Linked DNA regions of Homo sapiens: all the other regions are linked to region 3. Evidence: read pairs that join two places in POLR2A ChIA-PET (ENCODE). Cell type or tissue: GM12878. All regions are shown on one strand.

Region 1 (8,000 bases), 200 kb after region 3:
TGATATTTAATAATTAACTAACTGAAATTCCTTAAAATAATGTCTATCTGAATTAGAAAATAAAAAATATATAAATATATTTAATCTTGTTAATTTTGATATGATCAGATAATTAAGTTTTCTAAATTGATTCTTAAAGAATCATCTTTAATAAGAATGCATAAAGTTGTTTGTAAATTAATAGAAACAGTTTTGAAGTTAATGGTCCTAAAAATAGTAAGTTTTCCTAGATGTTACAACTGTCTTTTATAATTTAATGATCAAATTATTAATTTACTCAAACTATTTTTCCAACAAAATTAAAGGTAAACTTAAGCTTCTGGTTCAAATTGATCTAGTAAGTTCAAATCTGTCTGTATTTTCTTTGCCTCAGATTCTCCTTGAATTGACAGAAATGGTGAATTAAAATGAAAGAGAACATGACACTATGGAAAGAAAAAATAAAGTGTACCATTAGTGAATCAAAATTTTATAAACATTTGGGACTACTAGATGGGGGAGGGTGGCAAGCGGGCAGGGGTACTGTTAGGTACCAAGCTTACTGCCTGGGTGACAGGATCATTGGGACTCCAAGCCTCAGCATCACACAGTATACCCAGGTGACAAATCTGAACATGTACCCTTTAATCTATAATAAAAGTTGAAATTTCTGAAGTAAATAAGTTAATAAATAATAAAAACTTATGAGAATAGCATAAGTGAAATATGATTGGTAGGGAAATAAAAGAAGATGAAATTTAGCAGAAGTCATTAAGAGACCTCGAAGGTGAATCAACAAATAAAGAAGGCAGGGATAGGCGAGGGGGCAATCCAGGGTCATTTTTTAGACAGCTATTTTCCAAAGAGCTGGGACAGTAGAACTCTTCCTTTCCATACAGGTGTAAATAGAGCTATGGTTTGGTAGCAAAGGCTTTTGTTCCAGGGCTTAAGCCCAAGGACTATTCTCAAAATGAAGTGCAAGTGGGTGATCTTTATAACAAAATTATCTTTGTGAAGATGCCGGGGTCTGACAGACAAGTGGAGCACATCCTAACATGATTTTAGCCACACAAACACACACACACACACACACACACACACACACCACAAAATAAGTTTAAAATAAAAGGCAGAAGAGCACTTCTTTTGGTAGTAAAATGCACTGGACTACAGCCTGTAGGAGGCTCCTGCTCTGAAACCTGCAATTTTTCCCAGGGGCACTTCAAAGAGACTGGCTGTGAAAACATTCCCCTGACTTCCCTCACTTACACAGAACCTTCACTCAGGCTTCTCTTTCAGGTGAGAGGCCTCACGGGGAAATGGTAGTGAACAGAAGCAAACAGAATATGTGTCAGCTACCTGTGCTATTCAATATAGTTCATCATTTATAAATGTGACTACACATCCAAGAATCTTGAGAAAGTTGAGGTAAACCAACCATATGAAAGACAAAGTCTAACATGAACAACAAAACAAACCTATCCATTTGTCATTAGGGCTAAGGGAAGTGGTGTAAAAGACTTTTCAGCAGCGGGGAGAGAGATTTGATATTATTTGAACCTTTTTGGAAGGTTATTTGACTGCAATTGTGAAAATTAATTTCAGGGGAGCTAGACTATAAGAAACCATTGAGAAAGTATTTCAATGATTCAAAGGGTTTAATGATCATTAGAGAGGTGTGCTGAAAGGACATTCATGAATATAAGGGAAGTTTAAGAGGTAAACTTGGTGTGGATTAGAAGCGGGAGTGACAGAAAATCAGGAATCAAAGTGACCTACATTTTTGGCTTATCCTTTCACCATCATTCTTCTCATTTTGGAGGTCAGTGGCTTATTTTCTGACTTCCTGAGCCAAGTTATTTAGCAGGTGACTTTGTCCAATATGCTTTCTGCTGAAGCTGTGAGCAATGTACTAATGTAAAGATGGCCTTAGGTGTGTTAAATTCACAAGTATCTGATTTTGGCACCATGTAATGTCCAGTAGACCAGTTTGCATTAAGTGTCTGGATATAGTGTTCCCAGATCCCTTCATAAAGGAAGAATAACTTTAAAGTACAATAGTAACGTAAATCAAAGAAAAACTTGACTTTGTAATAGAATAATTTTGACAAGGTTTGAGACTGTTAATTTTATATACACGTGCTTGTAAGTATTTATATATATAGATCAATATATATGTAATATATAATGAATATGTATTATAAAGAAATATTTAACATCTGTTTATAATTGCTGGAAAGATCTAATGTTTTGCATTTTAGAAAGCATAAGATCCATTGTGAAATACTTTGAATATTAGTATTGATAGTTGAATATTAGTATGGATAGTTGTAATTAAGATTTTTATCAAATAGAGTTATTGTTTAGGCATATAATCAGACACACAATATCAACCCAAGTCTGTGAAATTCCAGTCTATGGAAGTGAGTTGTACAGTGTTTGGCTTTGCACTACACCATCTTTTTGGGTGTAATGCAAAACCAAATACTGTATATATGTATGTCTTGCTGAATAGATTGCTTTGTGCCTCTCTCTCTTTTCTAAAGCTTCATAGACTGTTGGTGTAAAAGGACCCCAATGCCATTAATATAGAAAGCCTTACTCTTTCTTGCCTCCATTTCAATCTAATACAGGACCCAACCCCCTGAAACATTTCCTCAATTGCATCTTGACATTCCCAAAGACTGTTTCTTGGGTTACAAATTAAACAATATACTCTCATAAATGCTTTGTGTGATATAAAATTAAAACTGTAGTTTTAATTTTAGTCCAGTTTAATTTTAGTTTATCACATATGTTCAAATATCTTTGAATCCTTACCTGGAATAACACTGATTATTTTTTCAGGGAAAAAAAAAAACTATTTTGTCATTGATTGTGTTTAAGGACCCTGAGAAGTATGTTGAGTTCCCTGGCATTCTTAAAGGCAAGAGGGCAAGCAGTTTTATAAAGGTATTCCAATAACTACTTTATAAAATCTGAAACTTCATGTTAATTTCAGTTTCAACAAAGTAGTTCACATTATGACTTCCCTAAATCTTAACCTAGATCTCGACAAGAAATTAGTTATAATAAAGAGTTAAAGAAAATATTTTAAAGCTGCATTTTGTCCTGTCTCTTAATATTTGATAATTAAAATATGTAAAATTTGCATAATATCCCTAACTTTGTCTCAGCATGTTCATATCTATTCGTCCATCATTTCTCCAACAGCACCTTTGAAAGACACAGCTAGAATCATGATCCCATTTGATTCAGGAGATAATTGAGTCAAAAAGAGATAAAATGATTTTCTGAAAAACACGGGACTAGTGAATACTAGCACCACAGCTAGGAAGCTAGGGTTATGGTGTATAAACCTCATTTATTTCATTTAGAAATGAACAAAATGAATTTTAAGTCACATATAAAGGATAGAAAAGGCTACACCAATGGTGTGATTTCAGGAACTTAAATATTTTCTCAACAACCTTCCACAGACCCTGAACTCCTCACAGTTTCAAGTCAGGCAGTATCCCCAGAAAGTCCCTAGTTGAATGCAAATACACAGTTTCTGATTTACCCAAAATCAATGTACACAATACCTTCTTTCCTGCCACACTTTCCCCACACACCAGTGCCTTGCAGCTGCTGAAATAGGAACCACAATGAAGACGAATGGGACTTTTTAGATTCTGTGGTGCAAAAAGTTAAGAATAAGAAAGCTGTGTAAATCACGAGCGTTATAGATAAAAAGATGCAGAGGCAAACATCTAAATTGGTATGATCTTCTCGTGCTAACTGAAAATAAATCTTTATGTATTATCTGAATCTTTTTTACATCAATGTATTGTTATGTTAAAGTTCTACAAATTCATGATTTATTTAGGTAGCAACTATTCCAATCACTCTCAACCTTTGGGAGTTTAAGGGATTAAGAGTCATTCACACTTTCATGAATTAGTGGAAATTAGTACTCTCAGATTGTTTCCTATTAACAACGTTCTAGGAGTCTGACATTTCTGACTTTGGAGAGTAGGGAAAGGGGCAGCTTGGAGGGAAGAAGGGGCACTAAACACTAAGTATAGTTTGGTTTGTTTTTACTTATTTTCTGTGAACTTAGAAATATGGCAACAGTTTATAAGATGATTTCTACAAAAAATTCTCTAAAGAAACTATCTTGATAGGATTGTTATTTGCTCACATGCTATATAGGATGCATAAAGTATTGACATCCTTATTACATTATAGCCCACAAGACTGAAAACTCCAGCAAACTTGTAATAATAGATGAGAATGCAAAATTTAGAAATTAGACACTTTCTAAAAATCTTAAATGTTCAGGGTCACTAAACTGTGGACTCCTGGGGACTTTAGGAGTAGAACCTAGAAAAACATACTAGAATATGTACTAGAATAATACAAAGAGGTGTAGAAGGCAATAGAGCAAAAATATATTCTTCCTCTCTATTTATACAGGGCCAGTTTTGACAAAGAATAATTTTCATGACAAAATAGACATAAAAGATATTAAGCATTATTTCTAGCCTCCATTTTCAATTTTGATTTTGTGAGGAAATTCAGGACACATGCTCAATGAAAGTGCCATCTTTATTTCAAGGAAACATGTAAACAATGTGAGAAACCTCACAAACATTACACCATAAAAGAGTGAAACACAGCTCTGTCAGTTTCATTTCGAGATTCTCCTTGAGGGAAGGAGGGAGAGAGAGAGAATAAGAACGACAGAAAGAGAAAATGAGAGCTCGATGAGACAAGAACAAACCTCAATTTGTCTAAACATCACATGAAAAGAAAACATTAAAAAGCTTGCCTGCATTTTTACAATGAAAACATGCATCCCACATTCAGTTGTCTTGATTAGCTCCAGTAAAATCTTGGTCTGACATTGCCTGTTACCCAGCATACACTTAAGCTACCTTACCTTGTTATTTATGTATTTAATCCTAACTACCTTTAATTATGACTCAAATATTTAGAATAAAAAACAAGAGGGTTGATCTTCTAAAAAAAAAAAAGTACTTCTTCCAGAAGCAAATATATGAGCTTTATCTTTACTGCTATAACCATTATATATAAAATAGTAGATGGTTGTCTATATTTAAGTGAGCTTGATAGGAAATATCTTTAACTTTTGGGGGTCATGGCCATAATATATCTAATTATTTTGTAAAGAGTGGACAAAAGGATTAGATTATTAATGTAAGAAATATGTTTTCAATCCTAATCACAATTTCAACTGGATGTATATCATTTGGCCGCTTCCAAAGGTAACTATCTAATACAACTTCTTGGCAGATATGTGGATCTACAAAATCCAGAAATGCTGAGGACAAGATTTCCCATAATATTCAATGTGCTACAAGTTCATTTTCTTACTAGAACTTTTCTTAACTGCTTGGGTTGATAGCTTAGATGTCCCAAATTACAATTGATACTAGAAACACAATATCAGAGATTCTTTCTCCACTCTGCCTTACTGTTTCCATTTTAAAAATAGTTGTATTACATTTCTGCTAATAAAAGCCTTTCTAAGGATTCTATATCATTCTTTTGCAAGGCACATTCACATCCTTCAATGAAAGTTGCTATTATCAGAGCAATGTAGTCTTACTATTTACTTATTACAACAGCCCTCATGACTGCTTACCCAGGCAAACACTAGAAATATCTAACTCATTACCACCACATAAAATAGCATGGGGTATTTTCAGAATGAAAGAGATCAGAGCATGACAAATTCTAAAGCTGTTTGTGTCCCTGTTTCTAAAGAAAAGGATGGCTATTAAACAAGCACTGGTAACTTTAACTGTCAAACAAAGAGGATAGATTAGACTCTCATTGAAAATATTGCCCAGCCAAAATCTTGTTGGAAATACCTGTTAGTTTATTACCTTTTTTTTTTTTTTTTTCATTTAAGGTCTCAACGTCAATGGATGTTTTTGGGCCATCTGATGAATGAAAACTGACCCAGATGGAGTCAGAAATCAAAAATGCCTATTGACTTATTCAGCTGGAAGTTGATCCTAGTTTCTATTTAAATCTACTGCTTAAGTGTCAGCATACAGGCTACATTCCTTATCATGGTTCAGGGGGCAGATATTTGGGTCAAAATATTTCTACTCACTCTGTAGCTAATGTGGGCTTTACAATGTTTACAAACAGCTGTTACAATAACCCAAAGATCCGAAGAAAAATGTGACACATTCAAGAATCTGACAGTTAAAAGCCAAGCATTTGTTCAGATAGCACCTTGTGGTTTGAGGTAATAAGACCCACGATCTTAATAGTATTTGTCACATTCAAGCAGCTGTATCCATGAGAGTAGAAGTGACTACCCTCTTACACACCCAGTTACTACTTTGAACCCAGGTCTATATTTTGGCTACCTTGGCAACAGCACAGCAATAACAACTGGTGCCATAATGGCGATGTCAATCCAAGGACATCTTTGGAGAAAGCAGAGGCCCTGACTTTCAACATAGAGAGGCAGAAAGAGCACATAAAATAAACTGAGAAGTTGGTGTCCATAGCACTGCTCATACACTGAGACTCTAGGATATTTATTATAATAGCGATGTTTTTACAAGCCCAGTAATTTTCTAATGGCTGGCTGTTCTTTTGTCAAAAAAACAAAAAGCCAGAAAACATTTCAGGGAAATGGGTCTCTGCAAGCAGGAGTCTACTTTTTTTCTATTTTTGTCTGAAATGAAACTATGAAGGATAAGCTATGCATTACCTTTGACCATATTAATCAATGTAGGTTTTCACACAATCATTAAGATGAAAGAGTTTGTAAACAACAATGAAAAGAGACAAAATTCATTGCTCAGCCTTCCCATGGAGGGTCTCTTATAATTGGTCACTATTACCTCTCCTTCTGGTCACATGGTCAAAATACATTTCCCTATCCTCAGGACATGAAACACACTTCGTGTCCTCATTACTTGCCTTGGTTAATGAAATGTGAGGAGAAGTGATAGGTGTCTCTTCAAGATGGAATATTTAAAAGGAAATTCGGTTTGCTATTGTTCCCTACCACTGTCAAGGCAACCAGCAGCATTCCAGATGATAGAAGCTTCATCAACCTGGAGTGAGAAGATGTAGAGCTGAGTTCCCAGCTGTCCTGGGATGAACACGTAATATGATCAATAAATATACATTTGTTGCACTTATCTACTGCAGTTTTGGAGGTGTTATCTCAGTATAACCTAGTCTATCCTGATTACACTGAGTGCATAATTTTTAGAAATCCAAAGAATGCCTTTCCTTAACTTTTCACAGAATCAGATGCTACAAAGAAGATAATGCTTCAAATCTCTTCACCAGAAAGAGATAGACTTTTTTTCTGGACTGGCTAGAGAGAAAGTATAGAATCATGAATTTATGGTTAAACTATGTTCTTCAGACAGAAACTCACATTTCCACTTTGACTAATTCAGATGAACTGTTTTACTGCCTGAGCTACTCAGAAAAATTGCTTTAATTTATTGTCTTGTAAAACAAACCAAAGTTTTATAAAATAATATTCAGACCCTTTTCATTTTCTTTTGTGTGTGTGTGTGTGTGTGTGTGTGTGTGTGTACCTTCACATCCCCTCTCTTTTCCCTACAGTCACTTTCTCTCCACTTTACTTATGTGGTATTCTCCTATCTGACAACAAGAGAAAGTGATTATTACTACTTTATATAACAGATTCTGGCAAAGTAATTGTGCTTCTGTTTCCACGGTAATTTAGGCTGTTTCTGCTGTAAATGGAAAGCAAAGTTACATGTCAGCCTTATGGAATCTTTGCTAGTGATATCAGTTCCTTTAGGTATTTCTAGACTCCAAAAACCACATGGACCATTTGTAATATAGGTGAAATAGAGAACATGTAACTTTAAAGCAGTCCTACTGTGTTTCTCTGCCTTTTTTTCTGAGATCAACCCAGAACAATTCAAGTGGTGTTTCTGTGAGCATAGTTAAATGCATAGAAAATACGGTATATGTGTATGCATGCATGCATGATCATATGTTTA
Region 2 (8,000 bases), 190 kb before region 3:
CTTACTGATGACATTCCAGAAAGCAGCATATCCAAGACTATTACTGGCTAGATACAAGGCAGGGACATTTGCTATTTATGGCCTCTGCCATTTCTCACTGTATTCCTTCATTTTAATATATGCATGTCTTTTCTGCTGGGTCAAGCGTAAGTGTCTGGAGGATATGTACGTTACTCATAATTTTAAAATGGCTACTATTATCATTATTTGTAGAGACAGGATCTCACTTTGTTGCCCAAGCTGGTCTCAAACTCCTGGGCTCAAGTGATCCTCCCACCTCAGCTTCCCAAAGTGTTTGGATTGTAGGAATGAGCCACTGCACCTGGCTGAAATGGCTTTTAGTTCAGAGCTTCATGTATAATGGTCCCTCAATGAATGAATGAATGAATAAATAAATAAACTTGCAGTGTCAATGATTATAGGGACAGTCCCTTTTCCCTCTGCCCTTGCTCCAAGAGGTCTTTTGAGTTACCTGTCCTTGAAACTAGATCTGGCTTCAGCCCTGTGTCTTTGCTTCTGGCTTAACTGCCATGGTGCCATTTTGTACACATTGTAAACAAAATGGAAAGATAAGAGTGGGTGAAATAAGCCATGGCCAGAGCTACTGGTCAAAATCATGACAAAGGCAAGATTTATGCTTAGTGTCTTCCACCATTTCTGCCCATGGTCACTGACTCCCTCTAGGTGGGCCCCTGCTTTGCCATCAAACTTTTACCAGGTTCACCAAAATACTCACTGAACTTAGAAGGCACCACATCCAAATCGTTCTTTATCTATTATCTGTCTGAGCTTATCTGTACTCCATCTCAAATGCCCTTACTTTCTGCTAAGTGACAATACTTGGTAATAGATGAATGAAATAAACCAGGCTTTCCTGTTATAAGACCTAGCCAATATGGTACCCTTCTCAAGAATCAAAATGTCTCAACTTGATTTAAAGACCCTTTAGTATTTGTGCTAGGTATATTGATTTGCTTTTAATAAAATCTCTTTTCTTTACTTTTTTTTTTTTTTTTAAGAGATGGGGTCTCACTCTGTAAGCCCAGGCTGGAGTACAGAGGCATAATCATAGCTCACTGCAGCCTCAAACTCCTGCACTCAGGAAATTCACTTCTGCCTCCAAAAAAGCTGGAACTACCAGCACACACAACCACACCTGGCCAAATTGCCGTTACAATCTCTTAAATTCCTTCCTTCTTCTATGTTTATTTACATGGTTGCTGTCCTGGTTCTGGCAAAACAGGTCTGGTTTTCTTGCTTTGTCTCTCTTAGCAGTCCATCCAATGATCTGTTGCCAAATTGATCTTTTTTAAAACATCTCTTTTATCATGTTACTTTTTGTCTAAAATTGCACTCATTGATTCACATTGTATTGCCTGCATGGTGGACTTAAAACATATAGGCCACCTCTTTCCCACTCCTCATGGTAGACATTAGTAATCAATCATTCTTTGTTTGCCTAAGAGCCCATGGCCTAAGAACACAGATTTCTAATGAACCACTATCAATTGCTAGGAGATCTCCACATGAAACTTCTTTCTCATACTCAATGGACCACAATGGGAAATTCAAAGTCAAAGTCCATACCCAGGAATTCAACATAAGTTAATCCCATTATGCCTTTCATTGAATGTAGGTACAAAATCTTCCTACTGTGCTCCAGCAAAATTCTGAACATAACTCTCTACTGAATATACTCTATTCTGACCAGACTCTGGGCTACTCTTTCTGAAATTCCACTGCTGGTAATGTTCACTCTACTTTTCTAACTTGATCCAAACAGGCCCGTGTTTCAAGGCCAAGCTTGAATTCTTCTCACTCCCTGAATACTTCCTAGGACATGTCAGGCAGGGATTGTCTTAACTCAAAGAACTGTCTATGCCACTCATTTAGCCAACAAGTATTACAGATTTGTGAATGGGCTCTCTTGTGGCTATTATTTACTTGTCGATTGTGTGCCTTCTTTTTTTTTTTTTCTTTTTTTTGAGCCTCACATTTTCTTTTTTTTTTATTGTTATTATACTTTAAGTTTTAGGGTACATGTGCACAACGTGCAGGTTTGTTACATATGTATACATGTGCCATGTTGGTGTGCTGCACCCATTAACTTGTCATTTACATTAGGTATATCTCCTAATGTTTTCCCTCCCCTCTCCCCCAACCCCACGACAGGCCCCGGTGTGTGATGTTCCCTTTCCTGTGTCCAAGTGTTCTTACTGTTCAATGGGACTGTAAACTAGTTCAACCTTTGTGGAAGACATTGTGGCAATTCCTCAAGGATCTAGAACTAGAAATACCATTTGACCCAGCCATCCCATTACTGGGTATATACCCAAGGGATTATAAATCATGCTGCTATAAAGGCACATGCACACATATGTTTATTGCAGCACTATTCACAATAGCAAAGACTTGGAACCAACTCAAATGTCCATCAATGATAGACTGGATTAAGAAAATGTGGCACATATACACCATGGAATACTATGCAGTGTGCCTTCTTTTCTAGATAGATTTCAGAAGGGAGGGACTACATTTCTACCTCTTTCTATTTTTCCTAGTGCTAATTTACAACATCATATGAAATGCAGGCCTTTATTACTTGATTTCAGATATGGAGGCAGGTGAGTATAGGAGAGATTAAAATTACATTCACAGACACATACCATATTTCTCATTCTCTAGCATAAAATATTTCTAAACATGGAATTGTACATCTGGGTGACAACCCTCAAACTGCAATTGGGAGCTAAGGATATAATCTTTAAAACAATTTGGTATAGTTTTGTTTTGTAGCTAATGTTTATTAAGTACCTATTGTGTGCCAGGCACTGTGCTGAAGATTTACACACAGGATCTTTTTTAATTTTCACAACTACCTTGTGAGGCAGAGACTATCCTATCTTCAATTTGTAGATGGAAAAAAAAAAAACCAGGCTCAGAGAGCTTATATAATGTACCCAAGGACACAGAAATGGTATATAGCAGAGAACCGGGATTCTACCTGGCTGTCTGCTGTCTGACAATTGGGCCTTTTCTCATCATCACCACTAATATAGCAAAATACAATACAGTGAAAAGATTACCTCACAGATGGATTTGGCGACTGCTTTTAGAATTTCAGTGAGTAACATGAAAACTTAAAGAAGAGTGATAAATGTCAGGATGCTTCTGTGGAAGAAATGTGATTGTTTGGTTTATCACAAGTGAGCAAAGAATGCTCAGAGACTGGACTGGTATTTAACAGTATAAATCTGAAATCATGAGAACAGACTAAAGGAGTGCAATAGAGAAGGGAAGAGAGTGTCTGGGAGGCTGCAATACGGTAGGTTTGAGAAAAATAAGGGAAGGGGCTGAAAGTCTTCTGGAATAGGCTACCCCAGAGAAAAAGGAAGAGGGATAGACTAGCCTATTGTAAGTGAGGAGATGCTAAGAGAGAGCATAATGAGAAAATGGGCCATGTGTAATGACTGTCTTAGCTATCGTAACTCAATGGAGTGTAGTTCATACATTCTCTTACACTAATAAAACTGCTGTTCCCTATACTGTATTTGCGAAATGGCAATGGCTAAGAAGCCAGAGAGAGCTGGGGAAAGATTGAAAGCCATGAACGCTCCCTTTGATGGGACAGTTCCTTCCAGTCTCCATCTTAGGCATTTATACTTGTAAGGGTAACTTGAGATGATCCAGCAATTGTCAAATGAGTGAGTTCTGTGGTGCACCTCCAAGTTTTGTCTTATCCTGCAAGCCCACAAAAATCTTCCTATGTAGGATTAGTCCTTAAAACAGTCCTCACTGGGGAGGAAAAGGTGAGGACGTGCCCCCTCTTCTCTGTGCCCGTAGTTTTAATTGAGCCTCAAGTGAGTTTCCTTAGAAGTCAATTTCCCAAAGGGGACAGGGAAGCGTGTGAAACAAAATGAGAGGTGGGGTCATAATTCCCAGAAGTCTTCTGACTTCTTTTTAGATCCTGGTCAAGGATAGAGCTGTTTGTTGTAATAAAAAACTCAGTAGCAGGAAGTTGAAATGGAGGTTAAACTTAAAAAAAAAAAAGAGCTAATTTTAGCTCCATTCAAAACCCAGGAAAAAAAAATCAGTGTTTACAAAATTAAGATTAATGGGCTGCCAAAATTCAACTCATTAGTTAGCAACACTACAATGTAGTGATGAAGTTTGTGCTGGTTGGACTTACAGGGAATTAAAACTATATGATTGGGAATGCTTTTCCCCTTGCATTTGACTTAATGATTATGGACCTTTCTACTGAAAAGAGTGGGTCTAAAAATTCCTGCCTAAGAGTTTACCAATCTCACTTGTAGTTTACTCATCTCACTTGACATAGAGGGGGGTCTTGTCAAAATATACTGAGTGCTGAAGATCATGGTTATTATAGCTTAAAAGCTTTTGCAGATATTGATCTAGACACTAGAATGTCCCTCCTTGTGTAGATAAAATACTCCTGGAGACTTGAAGGAAATACACCAGGAAAAAAAAACCCAGAAAAACAGAGACTTCTTTTCTTTTTGACAAATATGGAGCTCTTTTCCTTCCACAGGGAGGCAATCAATTGAGATGATGGTTTGTGGAAGGCCTTAGGGTGGACAAGAGCTGATTGGGTGTGCTATGCATAAAGGTCCTTTCTCATACAACATCTCTGTGCAGGAGGTGGGCAGATGGCAGGCCAGCTTGGGGGGATAATTGGAGAACAGAATGAGAGGACAGAGCGTGTGTATAATGCTGCGCTGAGATAACACATGCAGAAATCCCTAACTCCGTGTCTGGCACAAAATAAGGACTAAAATGTTCATTTGGTGTTTCTATTGTTGTAGTCATATATATTCATTTTAGTTCAACTTTTAAAGTTGCTTTATTGCTTCACCAGGGGATCTCAAGTTAACCTCTGACTGGTGATCAGTGTATCAGAAAAATATTATGTTTCATGTAGATATTATAACCAACATTGGCCCTGTAAGAGCTCTCTTGATTTCAGAAAAGAGTGTCTTTGAAAATTCCCTTCAAGTCCCATGAAGTGTATATCTGTGTTTCTTTGAGTCTGATTATCCACCTTACATCTGTACAGAAGTTAGCAATTAGTCTTCAAAGGGGCTAATGGGAAAACTGTCCCTTCATAGAACCTTTAGAGGTGGAAGCGGCCTTAGAAATTCTGTGGCTTAATTTTATGAGAAGACAATGATTTCTTTAAAGCCACAAAACTAGTTAATGGCAGAGAAGGAGTGAGAGGATAGCTCTTTTGAATTCTAGGCCAATATTCTCTTTCCTCAATAGAAGATTAGAGACTTATTTCTTGTCTAAGTTTTTTGAGTAGACTTCTTAGGCAATATAAAGTATAAGCTGGACAAAATATAGGCTGTCCTGAAAGGGAACCTTCCCTTATAGGGTGATGAGAGAGGAGTCAGTAGGACTGAGTGCATTTTTATTGCAATCTTTCCAGCCCACTTGCTGGCTGTCACAGGATAGCCCGGAAGGCTGTACAGCTGTGCATGATTAGGGCATGTAGGTCTCTCTCCGGGCCAACTATAACCTCAGGTGTGGTTTTCCTTATGTTACAGATCAGCTAGGAAGAGACTACTCCCAGTGGGCACAGCATTTCCTTGAGGAGATGAGGAAGATGGGAAAGATTCTAGTTCTCTGAGACAGTGGAGTATGACAATACTTTCCCCCCTTTTGGCTCATACTCAGTCTACCTTTGGTTCTGAGAATACAAAATTCAGGATGCAAAAGAAACATTAGACCCTATGTTTGCCCTCTTCAGTGTATGTTTGCATATGTTTGGGGAGGAGGGAGAAGAAGGAAACTCCTGTATTTTAAGTGGTGATTGGAGGGGTTTGCTGGGAGAGAGTGAAGAACACATAAATGGAAGAGGAAAATAATAAATAATAGCTAGAGACAAAAATAATTTCAGGTTGCTAATTATTACTAAGCTGATTAACTTAAAAGAAATTAAAAGAGCAGATATGATCCTGGGTAGCTACATCATCATCACATCTTTGAGACCACAGTTTCTAGTCACTATTACCAGAGAGTTAATTAGCCCAAACTATGGCTGCTGGTTGCTTTAGTTGTCTTCAACTTGAAGTTTTTTTTTTTAAATATATATATAAGTTTTAAAGCTAATTAGGATACACCTGGGGCTCATAGTGAAAGCCAATACAGCTTTCCCCCAGGAGGTTATTTTCTTATATAAGAAAATTTGAAAAAAGGAAAAATGTCAAAGGAAAAACATAATCTATAGATTTAGAGAAAAAGAAGAGTGTAACCATTTCAGCTCAGTAGACCACAAGGTCAGACAAACGTTGCCTGGAATTGAATGCTGTGTGCTTCTGTTTGAAGAAGGAGGATGCTTCCTAGATGTGTCAGGGGAACTACCTGCCTCCTTCCTTATCATCAGCTGTAACACAGGATGTGGTGTTGCTGGCTGGTAATCTGGAAATGGCTTGTTTGTTTTTACAGATCTGTAGAAAAGATTCAACAGTTGTAAAGGATGGAAAGACTCAAAACAGTATGGGACTCATAATAAAGAAAACTAGGGGGAATAAAATTAGATATAACAGCTTGTGACCATAGAATCTGCTCCAGGTATCCGTTGGACAGAGGTGCCAAATACATCTTCTTGTTTCAAAGAAAAGCCAGTTCTTTCCCCACACCCTCCAGCACATGGTCTTAGAATATCCAGACCCCCCACCCCAGCACCCTTTTTTAAAAAAAATTCAGAAAACCTTTGTATTCTTCTAGATACTGGAACTGGTTTATTTATGGGTTTCATAAAGAAAAGGCACTTCTCCTAGAACTCCATAGGCTTGTGGCTCTCTGTTTCTACCAGGCCTTTCTGGATAGCATCCCTCAGATTAAAGTCCCATTACACACTGGAGAAAGAGGATTTTCTAATGCACAACTGGGATAATGTTACTGTTCAGTTCCTGATTCCACTGAAAAGTTATGCTGAGTTTAAAAATCCTCTTTTCTCTTTCCACAAAAGTGAGTGTAGGGCACCCACTGAGAGCTCCTGTCTGCTCTCTAGAAGATGCTAAAGTTGATTCCTGTTGAATTCTCTTGAAGACTGAAATTTATTTGCCATAAATCAATGCTTTAAAACAGAGTCAAAGGCTGAGGAAATTTGAGAAAAATACCTTTTTTCCCATCTTCAGGAAATAAGTGAACAAATAAATAAGCCTTAGTGCCCAATACCTGAAGAAATATGAAGTGAGGAATAATGATTGCCATCGAGTGTTAGGAATTTAGACATGGGTCTTTTTGCTTCCAGTTTCATGATCTTCCCACCGCCCGTGAAGTGCCACGTGGCCTCCCATATTGCTATACTGTAGTAAGGAAGGAAAAATCTTAGACAGCACAGACAATGCTGTACTGTTGGAAAGCTTTGCCTTGTGTAAGCACAGTCAGCTTGTATATTGTTGACTTTCCCCAAAGGGGAGTTCAGGGAAGCCAGAGTGTGTTTATCAGCTCTATCTTTTTCTCCCCTGCCTACCCTACCCCAGATTGAGGGTATGTGGTTGCTCCCTGGCTCAGGGAATGCTTGGGTATGGGGGGACCACCCAGGCTGTTTGGCCTGTGACTACTGCAGAGTCACCGCAGAAGAAGAAGCAGGGAGAATGGGGCTGACTTTGAAGTTTGGGGATGGGAGAACCAGGGCTATTTTAGGTTTGGCCTGAGGTAACTCACACTTTGTGTAACCTCTCCCCCAATATTTGTATACAGGGAACATCAGACTATCTTGACTACATTAAAAAGAAATAAAAGACCACAAATAAAAACTAATCCGCAGTGGGAGTATGCAGGAGTCCTAATTTTTTTCTTGTTGCTGGAGGTGGTGGCAAAGGGTGAGCGTTAGCAATCAGCTGCATGTTTGCCAACATTAAGCCTCTTGTACCACCTGAAAGTGAGCAATCTGTTTCCTCATCAGATTCTTTAGGAGATGCTGGCCAGTCTTCACATGTTGCAGTGAGGTGAAGCTTCCTACATTTTTA
Region 3 (8,000 bases):
ACTTTCATACGTTTTCATGCTGCTAGTTAGCAATGGTTTCATTCTTAAAGAATACCCTTTAGCATTTCCTGTAAGGGAGGTCTAGTGGTAATAAAATTCCACAGCTTTTGTTTGACTGGGAAAGTCTATCTCTCATTTCTGAAGCACAGTTTTGCCATGTAGAGTATTCTTTCTTGGCCCTTTTTTCTTTCAGTACTTTGAATATATCATCCCACTCAAAACTAGCCTGTAAAGTTTCTGCTGAGACATCTGCTCATATTCTTATAAGGGTTCTTTTGAATGTGATTACTTTTCTGTTGCTATTTTCAAAATTCTCCCTTAGATCTGAGACTTTTGAGAATTTTATTATAATATGTCTCAGTGAGGATCTCTTCAGGTTTAATGTATTTGGGATTCTTTAGGTTTTATGGATCTGGATGACAATCTTTCCTTTCAGATTTGAGAAATTTTCTGTCATTATTTCTATAAATAAGCTTTCTTCTCCTCTCTCTTTCTCTTCTCCTTCTGATGTGGCCATAATGCATAAAATGGTTTGTTTTATGGTGTTCCATAAAACTTGTAGGTTGTTTTTTACTTCTTTTAAAATTAGTTATTATTATTCATTTGGTAATTTCAAATGACTTATCTTCAAGGTTGCTGATTCTTTTTTCTGCTTGATTGGGTCTACTGTTGAAGAAGTCTGTGGAAAGTTTTGACTCAGTCATTGTGTTCTTTAGCTCCAGTATTTCTGTTTAGTTTCTTTTTGTGGTTTCTTTGTTGAACTCATTAGTTCATGTATTGATGTATTGGTTTTCTTCTGATTTTACTTAATTGTCTTTCTGTATTCTCTTGTAGCTTTTTTTTTTTTTTTAAGTTAAGGTCTTGCTTTGTCATCCAAGCTGGAGTGCAGTGGCTCAATCATGGTTCACTGTAGCCTCAAACTTCTGGGATCAAGCGATCCTTTCACCTCAGCTTCCTGAGTAGCTATAGGCACTATATGGAATACAGGCAAGCATCACCATACCTAGCTAATTAATTTTCTTTTTCTTTTTTTTTTTTTTTAAGAAATGGGATCTTTCTATGTTGCCCAGGCTGGACTTGAACTCTTGGGCTCAAGTGATTCTCCTGCCTTGGACTTTCAAAGTGCTGAGATTACAACTGTGAACTATTATACCCAGCCTAACTGAACTTCTTAAAGATGATTGTTTTGAATTATTTATTCCACAGTTTGTAGGTCTCTTCTTTCTTTAGGGACTATACATATGCTTTATTTTGTTCCTTTAATGGGTGTCATGTTTTTCTGAGTACTTGTGATCCTTCTGGCTTTGCATTGGGATCTGCACACTTGAAGAAGTAGGCACCTCTTCTAGTGTTTACAGACCGGCTTTGGCAGGGAAAGTCCGTCATCATTTCACCCTTCTAGAGATACTAGGTAGGACAGCCAATGGGGTACATGCATGCTTGCTTCTGAAGTCCTTGGTGCAAGGGAGGGAGGCTTCCTGGTGCCTGGGTCAGTGGGCTGGAGGGTCTGGCTCCCAGGTCTGCAAAGACTATCCCAGGGCCTTGATCTTTGGGGATAGGCCTAGCATCTGGGTCCAGTGGTGTGGGTCTAGAGCTTGGCTGAAATACAGCCTGAGTCTGCAGGTGCGGGCCTCCTGCTGGAGTCCACTAGGGCGGGCATGGTGATGAGGGTGAGGCCAGGCCTGGAGCCTTGGTGCATATATGCAGGCATCGTATCTAGTTATATATGGCTGAGCCTGGAGCCGGGGCCATGTGTGCCAGTTTGGTGTTGGCACCCACTGAGGCAGTCCTGGAGACTGAGCTCATAGGGGCAAGCCTGGGTCCTGGGTCTTTAGGGACTCCTTTAGAATCTGGAGCTATCAAAGCTATCCTTGCACTGCTGTAGGCCTGAAACCTGGGTCCCAGTGGGCCATCCTCACACTGGGGTGGGCCTGGAGTCTGAGTCCACAGGGGCAGATCTGGTGCCTGGGCCATAGGGTAGGACTAAGAACTGGTTCTGTAGGTGCTAGCTTGATGCTGAACTGACCTGGATCCCGAGTCTGTAGGGGAGGGCCTGGGTCTTGGTTTCATGCGGGCTGGCCTGGAGCCTGGGGCTACACAGGTGCCATCCTGGCACTGGGGTGGGCCTGGAGCTTTGATCTGTGGCCCACAGATGTACGTGGCTTATTGCCTGGGAACACGGAATGGGCCTGAAGTCTGGGTCCATGCTGGTGGACCTGTAGCCCAGAAATATGGGGGTGGGCCTGGAGCCTGGGTCTGCTCAGGCCTGATGCTGAGGTTGTTAGGAGTCTGAGTTTGTGGGGGCAGGCATGGGTCCTGGGTCTACTTGGGCTGATGTAGAATGACTGCAGCAAGCCTGAAGCCTGGGGCCATGGTGGCTGGCCTGGAGCTTGGGTCCTTAAGAGCTAGCCTAGTGCTAGGGTATGCCTGGAACCTGAAGCCATAGGGTTGTTCTGGTGCTGTCATGGGCCTAAAACCTGGGTGTACAAGGGCAGGTCTGGCACCAGTGCATGCCTGGAGCCTGGGTCCATGGTGTGTGGCCTGGAGCCTGAGTCTGTGGGAGCAGGTATGGGTTCTGGCTTCATGAGGCCTATCCGGCCTTGGGCCAGCCTATAGCCTGTGCTGGGTCAGGCCTGGGGACTGTGTCTGTAGGGAGTGGCCTATAGCCTGGAGTTGCAGGGACCAGTCTGGTGCTGGGGTTCACAGCAATATCAGGTGATCAGTTTGTACTTCCGCCAAGCACAGGGTATCTCTTTCTATACCATACTTACTGAGCTAGGGGGAGGGATAATGAGGGTAATGTGAAACTGTCCTTTCTGCCTTCTTCAAAGCATCTTTTTCTTATTTATGTGCTCCTGTCAGGTGCTGTAATCTCTCACCTGAATTTCTTAGCTCTTGTGAAGTTATTTCCATGTGTGTATGGAAGCTGTTCAAACTGATATTTCTGTGAGGAGATGAGTGCTGGTCTCTCATCTCATCCTCTTGCTGATGTCACTCTCAGGGTCATTAAAGACATTATTTGTTGTATCATTTTTAATTTCCACTATTCCTTTTTGTTTTTTTCTTTAAATTTTCTTTTTTCTACTTACATTACCCATCTATTTTTGCGTGTTGTCTACTTTTTCTGTTGAAGCCCTAACACATTAATCATATTTGTTATTTTAAATTCCTGTCTTATTCTAACATGGAATGTCATGTCTGAGACTGTCCTGATGATGCTTGCTTTGTCTCTTCAGACTATGTGTCTTCTTTTCTTTTAGTATACCTTGTAAGTTTTTTGCTTGATGTGATATATTAGATAATAAGAACTTTCATAATTAGGCTTATAGAGTAAGGATTTATGTTAATTTTGCTGAGAGTTGGTCCGTGTTTATGTTTGCTGTAGCTAATATGTGCCAGAAGCTTTAAATTCCTCTAGTGTCCTTGATGTTTCTCTCCTGTTGACTTTGGACACCCTTAAATGTTCCTCCTCAAAGACAGTGGACATCTTGAAGCTCTTTCAGCTATGGTCCACTGTTGTTATACCAGAGTGCTGTTGCTGTGCAAAGGAACGCAAGAGGTGAAAAATTCTGTAATCTTACAATTAAACACTACTCTTTCAGTGGGCCTGTGTTTTAGGGCTATGACTTTGGTAAGTGTTTTGCCAGTGGTATAGGTTTCCCTTAGGCCTCTTCTCTACTTCTCCGGCCGTAGCATTCCTAACCTATTTCCTTGAAGCTTTAACTCCTGCTTCTGGCTGAAGGATCTTTGTTGGCTCTTCGCTGTGAGAATCTGGTGGGATTCCTTGAGGTAAAGCCAACAAAATTGTGGGGCCTCCCTAAGTCTGTGACCCCAGGAATTTTACACTCTCATGCTAGTCCATTCAGCCTTTGCAATGTGGCAAAATTACCATTTAAGTGCTCCTACCATTTTATGAGCTCCAGAGACTTCTACCCCAGGTAAGCAAATCTTTCCTGGAATACTGTGAATCTCTGGATTTGGCTGTCTTTCCAGATATCTAGATAGAAATTTACCCTGTAATCTCAGTTCTCTCAAGAAAAGTCGTTGCATTTCTGTTTGTTCAGCTCTTTCTTATTGTAAGAACAGGAGTGATGATTTCCAAGCTCTTTACATGTCTGAGCTTATAGTAGAGTTACTCATGTATAGTTGAATCCTGAAGTGCACAGTATTGGTGAACCTTGAAAAAAAGTAACTGAAGAGTAGAACATGAAAAGAAATGAGGAAATATTTTCTAGCTTAAATAAGTTTATGGAACAATTTTGATCTGTGGCTGTGTCAAAGTTAGTAAACTAGATGACAATTTACTTTTTCTCCAAAAATTTATATGAGCTATACTTTCAATTTGGGTAATCAATGAAATTCCCCATTTTGCTTCCCATGCATATAAGACACTGCTTTGATGACCAGTTGACATGAGAAAGATTTTTCATAGGAAGTGGCATAAAATTTAGTGATTCATAAAGTGTGTCATGGGACTGTATAGATATTATTATTTTGTATGTAAAACTGTCTTCAAAAGACCACAATGATCTCGGTTTCACTGAGAAGTCACATGTTGATGCAAACCTTATGTTCACACAGTGGTTGCCTTTTAGTACATCAAACGTTAGTGAACATCATTAGATCAAATGACTGTAAAAGGTCTTAAGTGGAATGATTTTGATCTGCTCTACACATTTCCCACTGGATTTTTGTCCACATTACATAATCGCTGTACATTTGGCACAGTATGTTGCCTTTGAAAAAGCTTCAAGATTAAGAAAGCATGAAGACAGGATTGCCCATAAAATCAGAAAGGAGCACTAGAAATATATATGCTGCAAAAACTAAAACCTTTCTTCCTCATTCAGTGTAAACTAAAAGCTCATGCTGAGCTAAAGCTTTATGATTAAGAACTCAACGTAGATAAACATTAAAAGCTATTTCACACTATTTGTCTTCTGATTTGGCAAGACATCAGTATTAAAAAATCTATTTAGTAATGATTTCTAAAATTCTTAACCCTGTACAGAAGGTCTTATTTACTCTACCGTGGTCAAACAGCCTGGAAAAATTAAAATAAAAAAAAAATAGTCAATTTGCATAGGACAAGTTAGTCTGAGAGCATTTCTTCTTTAAGAGAGCATAAAAGTGAAAGAAGATCCCCTGGATGTGGGTAGTTTTAGAGGGAATATTGACAACTGAGCAAATATTAAGCATACTTTTCCAAATTGAGATCATTTGCATTTAGCTTTTAATATACAGCCTTCCCTTTTCCTATCTCATAGCAGCTTCTTCAGTGTAATTAGATTTAATTAGAAGCAGTGACATCAACTTCAAAAGCTGTGGATTGTGCTCAGAAGTCACCTTTGGAATCACTATAAAATGTTTGCCCATTTTAGTAAGCAAGACATTTAAACTTGCAGTCTGTTTAACCAGAAAAGAATAAAAGTGAAAGAGATGTTTGTGGTGATTCAAAGGTGACTTTTGAGCACATTCCACAGCCTTTGAAGTTGTCACTGAGCCTAATTAAACTTCTCCTTCGTGTTTATTCTTTTGCAATTAAATGGACTTCAAGTTTAAATGTTCTTTTACAAGGAATTTTAATTATTACAAATGCAAAGTTTTATTTAGGGCCTGTTTCCACCTAGCCGTAATCAATAATATTATTTCCATGAGTAAGAGAGGTTAGGAGGCCCAAGCAACAAAATCAGAGTGAACATTTTGGAAAACAATATTTGTTGGGAATAGCCCAGGGGAATATCAAAAGATGTGCTGGAGCAAGCTTTCACCAGCTCATCAGAGCTAATTGTTAAATTTTCACTAATTTTGCAAGCCAGTTGTTCAAGGCCATCATCATCATCATCATCATCATCATCATCATCATCATCAGTCATCATTTGAGGCACATCTTGCTGTGTCACCCAGGCTGGAGTGCAGTGGCACAATTATGGCTCACTGCAACCTTGACCTCCTGGGCTCAATTGATCCTCTTACCTCAGCCTCCCAAGTAGTTGGGACTGCAGGCATGCATCACCATGCCTGGATAATTTTTGTATTTTTTCTAGAGACAGGATCTCCCTATGTTTCCCAGGCTGGTCTCTAATTTCTGGGCTTAAGTGATCTGCCCTCAAGGCCATTATTAAAAATATTTGTAATGCAAGCTTACAATTAAATAAATTATATTGAAATAAAAAAGATGTATTTAAATACATTATTTCCTAATTCATTTACTGCTTTTTACTGTTACCTTTGCCTTCATGATTATTCACATTGACTATATCATAGTGGAAATACTGAACAATGATGTATTATTGTGTATCTCTTCATAATTCCCTATCCATCGATGCCACATCAGTAGTTTGAATCAGCCATGGTGGTAGCGTTTACACCATGAAAATTACTAAATGTTAATAATTGGGGATTGAATTATTGTTTTGTTGATTGTACAAACTTAAGAAAGTGATGGAGAAAATGTTAACCCGGCAGGTTAAATTTCAGTGCCTCGCTTGTGTTCATTACATTATGAATAGCATAAAAATTGAGGAGCTAGTCTTCCAATATTTGAAAATTATTATTTGATTCAATGAAGTTACTCATACATAACTGACAAATAGGTGCATTCTGCTATATCTTTACTGTATCACTTTCATCTTTCTCATTATATTGTGTGCTACATGCCCTTTATATTGGTACAATTTATAATTAACTTGTGTACATAGATGCACACACACTTTTTTTTCCCCCAGAGAAGTAGTTGTTATACCAGCAAGCCACTAGAAGTATATAAGAAACCATGAGGGTAGGGCTATATTTGAGATTCTATAGTAGTATTGGTAACAATTATCTTGATATGTAATAGGGAAAAGAACTTTTCATGATATAGAATTAATTGCCTATTGTGAAATCAACAATTTTATTGAGCTGCCAAATTGCTACCTGCTTTTCTTAAAGTAGCATTAACTTCTTTTTGTTAGTGTAGTGTCTCCATGCTTCTAAAGTTGATGTAGTAACAGGATGTTGGCTTCAGCTTATAGGCTCCCTTTATGAGTGCTGTTTTGGTGAGGAGTGCATCGGAATAACTTACTGAACCCTTTTTTTTTCTCAGAATTCTGCCAACCTTCTGAGTCAACATTTAAGACCCTTGTCTTTGACAGATATCATTTATAGGTTTGAAGATACACATACTAATTTTGGTAAAATTTAATTTTCAATTATAGCAAATAATGTTCATTGGTTTTGTTTTTAGTACATTTTGTATTTCTTTCTATTATAAAAGAGATTTTTTCCTAGGTGCTTTTCTTAAGTCTGTGTTCAGCTTTCTTCCACTCTTACTTGATTTAATATGTGACTACATGGTTCAAAACGGAGAAAAGAAAAAAAAAGCAGCAGATTTAGAGGTCATTAGATTATGACTGCAGAGTTACATAATGGTTTTCTCATGCATGTCCGCTAATTTATTGTTTCCATGTCTGAGATGGACAGAGGTTAATGGGCAGATGGAGAGAAGCTTCATCTTAGGGCATAAAAAATTTCTTTCTTTACATCTCTCTTCCCCTTATTTTTTAACTTAGGTCAAAAAATATTAATAGAGAGTGATCACTGCATAGAGGACATTCTTCCTAGAAAGATTTCTGTCTTCATTGTGGGAAATATTTGATGCTCTGCTTAGAGTGTCCTAAATTATAAAATAGATAGTTGTTTTTGAATATATCCCATCCTTGGAGGGGAAGACCAGTTCTCACGTTATATTGTTCACAAGTGATAGGCATGGAAAAAGTGCTCTGAGTAGTTATCTCTTTTTAGGATTTCATTGTAATATTGGGGAATCTGTGGTTATTTAGTAGGCTGTTTGTGGACTACACAGAGACTAGTGTTCCAAATCCTTCTCTGCTTCTATCTAGACATGCTGCCTAAATTGGAGATGCCTTTCCCATGTCTTAAATGCCATGAAACCTAATGAATTAGGGCACAGGACCTGCTCACATGTACCAGTTTGAGTTTTGTAACAGTCTGTAGAC

What was found. ChIA-PET counts read pairs that join two places held together with the same protein. Peaks named below come from ENCODE experiments on the same cell type or tissue, not always from the same donor. Only the 100,000 strongest peaks of a DNase experiment are listed, where the experiment ranks them.
Region 1: POLR2A ChIA-PET joins it to region 3 with 5 read pairs; 1 of 35 experiments calls an interaction of 5 or more read pairs at or near these places.
Region 2: POLR2A ChIA-PET joins it to region 3 with 5 read pairs; 2 of 35 experiments call an interaction of 5 or more read pairs at or near these places.

The regions. Positions count from the first base shown.
Region 1 is chr5:89,431,990-89,439,989 of GRCh38, forward strand. The region is part of intron 8 of MEF2C-AS1 (MEF2C antisense RNA 1); the gene reads left to right. Among named protein-coding and RNA genes, the nearest start is that of LINC02161, 150 kb to the right of the region's middle. In GM12878, a CTCF peak has its summit at 3,584; DNase peaks (open chromatin) are centred at 3,552 and 4,652; H3K4me3 peaks cover 1,150 bases; H3K27ac peaks cover 6,040 bases.
Region 2 is chr5:89,037,490-89,045,489 of GRCh38, forward strand. The region is part of intron 3 of MEF2C-AS1 (MEF2C antisense RNA 1); the gene reads left to right. Among named protein-coding and RNA genes, the nearest start is that of MEF2C-AS1, 160 kb to the left of the region's middle. In GM12878, no CTCF peak of the experiment used is centred here; no DNase peak of the experiment used is centred here.
Region 3 is chr5:89,227,819-89,235,818 of GRCh38, forward strand. The region is part of intron 7 of MEF2C-AS1 (MEF2C antisense RNA 1); the gene reads left to right. Among named protein-coding and RNA genes, the nearest start is that of MEF2C-AS1, 350 kb to the left of the region's middle. In GM12878, no CTCF peak of the experiment used is centred here; a DNase peak (open chromatin) is centred at 4,563; H3K4me3 peaks cover 958 bases; H3K27ac peaks cover 5,811 bases.